Linked DNA regions of Homo sapiens: region 1 is linked to region 2. A link is a contact called in ENCODE Hi-C or POLR2A ChIA-PET data. All regions are on one chromosome and are shown on one strand. The core of a region is the stretch at or near the end of the contact, and the rest is flanking DNA. Distances in the headings are between cores, read along the strand shown.

Region 1 (2,954 bases), core at 171-2,670, 4.2 Mb before region 2:
TTATGCCCTGCTGGGAAATCCAGGTGTGTTGGGGGGGAGGTGCTGGGGATAGGTGAAGTGTGAGGGCGCCACACCAATAAGCAACAGGAAAGGGGCAGATTCACAGGTGAACACGCTGCCAGCCACGCACGCACAGGGCCCACGCTCAGACACACAAACACACACCCGGGAAACATCCGACTCTTCCCATGCAACGGCACCAGTCCGTGGCCAGACTCAAGAGGGCAAACGCTCCACTCCTTGCGATCAACTAGGATTCTCTGCCTTTGGGGGTGGGGGCATTAAAGGGGGCGTGTCCCAGACGCCTGACCCCCTCCCTTACACACACACAACCCCAGCTTAGGAAGGGGGCGGGGCCCCGTGCCCACTCTGCGCGCGGAATTCTTGGGGGGGCGCCTAGTGGCGCGGCCTCGCACAGTCCCGGAACAATAGGACCTGAGAGGGGGTTCGCGCCCCCCAGATCTGCGTTCTAATTCTTCTCTTCTTCCCACCTTTGCAAGAGCAGTGCCTGGGGCGCGGGGGGGAGGGGTCACCAAGCCGGGAATCCAAGGATGGGGGGAAGTCCAGGCCTTGCTTCGCCAGTCCCTCCCACCTTCCCAAGGCCTTCCCGTCCGAAATTGTTTTGCACCCCCATTTTCCCGCTGCAATTCTCCCTTTGCATGCCGGAGCTGGCTTTGGCGGAGTTTGCAATTTGCAAACTGGGGCGGCGGCGTTGTTACAAACCGAGGAAGGCCGCTCCCTTGCAAGCCGGAGGGGAGTTTGCGATGCACGCGTCGCCGGGCGGGCCCGGCCCGGCCCGGCCCGGCCCGGCTGGGCTCCCACCCCTTGGCCCCCTTCTCTAGGCCACCCTCAGCTCCTTACCTAGCTTTCGCTGACCTCTCGTAACTCCATCCCGCCCCGGCGCCGAGCGGGTCCCCGAAGCCGGCGCTGGGGTAGTTCCTGTCCATGAATTGGCCGCGGTGGAAATTGGGGGGAGGGGGAGGGAGGGAGGGAGGGAGGGGGCGCGCGCGCGCTCTCCTCCGCCGCCGCTCCCTCCGCTGCTGCTTTTTTTTCCCCCCTTTTCTCTCTCTCTTTTTTTCTTTGCAGCCGCCGAAGGCCCGGGAAGGCCCCGGGCGGGGGAGGGAGGGGGCAGGGGCGGAGGGGCGGGCAAGGGAGGGGGTGCAGTCGCTGAGCCAAGGAAGGGGGAAGGGGGGTTCCCCCTAGAGGAGGGAAGGGGGGAGGAGGGACCCCGCTGTCTCCGCCTTTGCCCCGGCGCTTGCGAGAGAAAAGGGGGGGCGCGCGCTCGGGAGGGGGCGTCCCGGGCGGCCCCGGGGTGGGTGCAGGCGCTGGGTGCTCGCTCTCTCGCCGCCGCCGCCGCCGCCTCCTCCTCCTCTGCGCTCACGGTGCAGCCATCTTTGCACAAGGCGGCTGGGGGAGGGGGGAGGGGAAGGGGGGGCGGGCGGCGGGGTGTCTGGCTGCGCTCCGCTTCCTCCCACAATCCCGTGCAAATGCAAAAAAAAAAAAAAAAAAAGGGAGAGTGAGAGAGAGACTGAGCGCGAGCAGGGCCTGGGGGTGTAGGGCGCGTTTGCACAGAAAACCAGTTCCGATGCGCCCGGGATCGCAGTTCATTTCATTATTATTTTTTGCATTATTTCTGCTTTTTTTGGTCTCCTTTCCGAAGGGTTTTTATTTAGGGGAACAGCTCAACTCCAGCTCCCTGGGTGCAATGCGAGCCTGCCCGCACCGAGCGCGCTTGCAAATATGCCCCCCGCCCTTTCCCTGGGTTACGAAGTGCCCCTGTACCGCACGGGGAGTGCACGAAGACACGCGTGTGCACAGGCGGGGCTCTGCGTGTGCGTACCCTGTGGCACTGGAGGGGGCTGTCAGGTCATATCTGCCCATACACAAGATGGCACAGCCGGGGCTGGGCTCCTGGGTCCGAATTTCCCCGCGCGTCTGCCTACCACGGGGGCGGAACTGACCAGTGCCCTCACGGTCAGGAGAGTGTGGGGGCCCGTGAGGGGCCAGGACACGGGAACACGTTGCCGAAAACATGTGTATATCCATACGCGGCGGAAACGCGTGTGCCAGGGCAGGCCTCGGGCCGGATGACCCCTACTCCCACCATTCCCCACTCCAAGTCCAGCTTCGGCGTCTATGAGGCCTAGCGGCTTCCGGAATCCGGTATGAATCAGGGGCACGGTTCGGAGAGCCGGGTCTCGAAAGCAGCTCTTCAGTGAGGCCTCCTGAGGCTGCAAGAGGAAAGGCACACTAGGGAGTCAAAGATCTGGCTGTTTTTCTCCCCCCTTCAACCAGGACCACTCCGACCGCCCTTGGCGTCTCAGCCAATCCAGGACCCTCTGGGCACAGGCCCCACCCTCCTATACGGCTCCACACATACAACGCTGGGCCACGCCCCTAGACCATTGCATGGGGCCCCGCCCCCGCACTCCAAGCCCCGCCCCAGGTAAGAAGGCCCAAATTCCAAGTCCCGCCCCTGAGCCCAGGTTCCTCCTCCAACGTGCCCACCCCTCTGCGCCCCGCCCCCGGGCAGAAGCCACGCCCCATACCTGGTGTAGGGGGGTGGAGGTGCGTCGTGTACCCCAGAGGCTGCCAGCGCCTGCTCATAGGTGGGGAGGCCTGGGGGTGGGGGTGGGGGTGGAGGCAGGGGCGTCGGTGGGCCCAGAGGGTTCAAAGGACTCAGAGGGCTAATGAGCCCGGCCCTGGGGACAGCAAAGGTACAGTTAGCAGAGGCAACTTACAGGATACCTAGACTAGGGAGGAAGAGAGGGGATCTAGGAGACGGAGACTCAGGGTGACACTGGGACAGAGCTGGAAGGGAGGTGGACTTCAGAAAAGGAGGGTCACCTTCAGCCTAGCCTTACACACAGAAAAGCGCCTCAAATGACAGGCAGCTGCACACAGACAGGTAGACACAGAAATCAGCAACCACAGAGACACACTCTTATTCAGAC
Region 2 (2,970 bases), core at 392-2,891:
TGAGTCCACCTCCTGCCTCCGTTGAGGGGGCCAGCAGGGTCGCTTCTCCAGCTTGGGGACAGCTGCTGAGGACTCGATAGCGGTGCCGCTTGCCTGCCAATTTGCCCTTGACGATCTGGGAGCCAGAGAGAGGCACATGCCGCCCATTGAAGCTACAGAGAGAAACAGGGAGGGCAGAGGCTTAAGTGGAACAGGAGAGGGAAGGTTTTTTGATTTTTTTTTTGTTTTTTTTTGAGAGAGTCTTGCTCTGTTGCCTAGGCTGGAGTGCAGTGGCATGATCTCGGCTCACTGCAATGTCCACCTCCTGGGTTCAAGCGATTCTCCTGCCTCAGCCTCTCAAGTAGCTGGGATTACAGGCACCTGCCACCACGCCCAGCCAATTTTTGTATTTTTAGTAGAGACAATTTCACTATGTTGGCCAGGCTGGTCTTGAACTCCTGACCTCAAGTGATCTGCTCGCCTCGGCCTCCCAAAGGATGGGATTACAGGCACCAGCCACTGCGCCTGGCTGGCCTCTGGTTTTTAATAAAACATGACTAGAGTGACTCCATCTTAAAGTGAGTAGCTAGGCACTTACAAGGTTCATGCTTATGGCCTGAAAATAACCACATCCCAGGCTGACCACCAATTATAATTACAGAATATTTATGGCCATACAGAACATGTTCCACCAAGCCTGCAGAATGTCCAAATGTCCTAAGAATGCAGCCCCCATTACTTAAATATAACATAAATGAGCAAGCTTAGGTTGCAGGATTAATGGTCGTGGATAACACCAATAGCCCCTACCTTTAGTGAGCTTATCTGCACACTCCAAGTTTAACTATAGTTCCTTATAGTTTCTTATAAGTAGAAATACTAACAAAGGGCTGTGGGTTTCTCCCCCTGCTTTCTGAGGACACTCTACTCTGTAAAGGAGTAGTTTCCAATAAACTTGTTTCTTTCACTGTGCTCTGTGACTCACCTCTAATTCTTTCCTGTGACAAATTCAAGAACCCGCTCTTGGGGTCTGGACCGGGACCCTCTTTTCCGTCAACAAGACCACTCACCATTCTGGGGCAAAGTCTGCAGGGGCCTGAATAAGCCACAGCTCCGTATCTGGACCCGTCAGCGCCTCCAAGGAGAAACGAGGGGACTCTGAGGCTGGGGGCTTCGCGGTAAAGTTGGGGGGACAAGAGAACCGAGCAGCATCTGCAGCAGAAGGGGAAATGGGGTCGACTGACACCTCCTTGCCGGTCCAATCTTGCAGGGCGCGCCTATCGGTCCATTGGTCTTAACCTCGTGAGCACTCCAGTCCCCTCAACCTGGTTTCTCCTTTCTGCCCACCTGTTCCCCAGGGGCGACCTCAATTTCACCGATCCAACCCCTGGGGGCGCCTTGCTCTCCACGGGTAGCCCCCCACAAGATAACCCTCTCTCCGTTCGAATTCCCGTTCGCCCACTGGGAATGCACGCTCTTCGCAAGTCCTGCTTGCAGGTACGCCTCCTTTTCCGCCCGAACCCTCTCGGACGCCCCTTTCTCCTTCCACCAACGCACCCTCCGCACCCCGTCAACCCGCACCCTCACCGCCGGCCTGGGGCTCCTCCATCCTGGGACCCACACCTCAGGCAACCCTGTAGCCCGGGCTGCTCGCACCAGGTTGCAGACCACGTGGATCCAAAGGGGTAGGGCATCATCCGGGAGCGCCCAACTGGTGCGGGAGCGCGGGGGTAGGCATTGCTCGACTCCCGATCTGCAGGAAAAACTGGGGAAAATTTCAACGTGTGCAGAGCAGAAAACCGAGGAAGAAGTCTTTTTCCGAAAAATGTATTCCCGAAAGCCGCTGATTCGCTGTATTGCTGGAGTCAGAGGCCCGTCGGGTCCCGATGGGTCGCCCCCATCGTCTGTCCAATATGGTTTGTTGCAACGCCTCCTTAAAGGGGCAGCCACACTGCTCTTCCTAAGCCTTAAAGAGACAGGACGGTCGATTGGTCTGAAATTCTTGAAGAGACAGGTAAGAATACTAGTTAGTAGGGCTGTGCTTTCTGTGTTAAATGTCTTCTGGGGAGGCCCAGATGCCTCACAAGTTCAGAACTTGACTGGGAGAAGCGGGAAAATGGAGAAATAGGGGCAATCCGTCCGGAGGGCGTGAAGTTCCAGCCAGGGGCGGGGCTTCTGGACTCCGGGGGAGCGGGAAACATAGGGGGAGGAGCTTGTGGTTCTCGAGGGCGGAGCCTCGGACCCAGGAGCCCCACACGCGTGGAGTGGTGCTGGGCACGGTGTAGCGTTTGTGGATCAAATGGGACTTGTAGATGCCCTCGGGGGTTTAGTCTCATGCGTGGGAAACCTCGATGACTTTCAGGAAGGGACCTGATCGGCGACTCCTCCCTGCCCCAGGGAGCGTGTAAACAGCGGCACGTGGACACAGATTTGGGGGACGCACCCACTTCCCTTCCCACTGGGGCCGCCCCGCGTTGGGCGGCGGTTGGAGCCGCGAGACGGTGGCTAGACAGGGTGACCCGACTGCATTCCTGGCCAGTGTGTCAGCGCCACTTCCCGCCCCCTCTGCCAAGATTTAGGATCCTACTCCAGAATTGGGGCACCCCTTCTCCCCAGGTGGGAGAGGCTTTCCAGAGCGGAGGGAGGGTCAAGGGGAAGGGGAAATGTTTCCCCTATCCAGGATCTCCAGACGGTTTCCTTCGCGTGGGCGAGAGAGACACCGGGGTGCAGCCCCTGCGGGCTCCAGGACTACAATTCCCACAGGACCCGAGGCAAAGAGTCGCCCGAGGGCGGTCGCGGAGGCTGCTGGGGGTTGTAGTCCAAACTAAGATTTTGAACTCTTGCTGGGACATCCTTTGAAGATCCAACCCGCGCTTTTTATCGACGGGGAGATTCGGGCTCAGAGACCCTGGGGGATACTGATCAGGAAAGGGGATAGTGCGCCTGAAGGGGTGGGGCAAGGGCTCAGGAGTCAGTCTCCAGCCACAGCGA

What was found. Hi-C counts contacts between places; a loop is a spot of excess contacts on that map. ChIA-PET counts read pairs that join two places held with the same protein, here RNA polymerase II (POLR2A). Pooled maps may share reads with other maps.
Region 1: a pooled map shows a loop between it and region 2 (6-fold over the local background). The contact joins the promoter of PRR12 here to the promoter of POLR1G in region 2. A Hi-C loop is called at or near these places in 5 of 50 pooled maps. POLR2A ChIA-PET finds 5 or more read pairs at or near these places in 2 of 52 experiments (GM12878 and common myeloid progenitor, CD34-positive).

What each region holds. Positions count from the first base shown.
Region 1 is chr19:49,589,648-49,592,601 of GRCh38, reverse strand. It overlaps PRR12 (proline rich 12), which reads right to left and starts at 1,420. Exons shown (of 14, transcript NM_020719.3): 1 at 862-1,420. The coding sequence starts at 947. It overlaps PRRG2 (proline rich and Gla domain 2), which reads right to left. Exons shown (of 7, transcript NM_000951.3): 6 at 2,550-2,702; 7 at 1,598-2,231. The coding sequence ends at 2,213. RefSeq lists an enhancer at 249-748 and silencers at 732-981, 1,142-1,471, 2,332-2,491, 2,502-2,601.
Region 2 is chr19:45,405,315-45,408,284 of GRCh38, reverse strand. POLR1G (RNA polymerase I subunit G) reads right to left here and starts at 1,641. Exons shown (of 3, transcript NM_012099.3): 1 at 1,567-1,641; 2 at 1,050-1,191; 3 at 1-152. The coding sequence starts at 1,588. It overlaps ERCC1 (ERCC excision repair 1, endonuclease non-catalytic subunit), which reads left to right. Exons shown (of 10, transcript NM_001983.4): 10 at 1-951. It also overlaps a transcript of PPP1R13L not described here. RefSeq lists enhancers at 2,365-2,564, 2,535-2,970.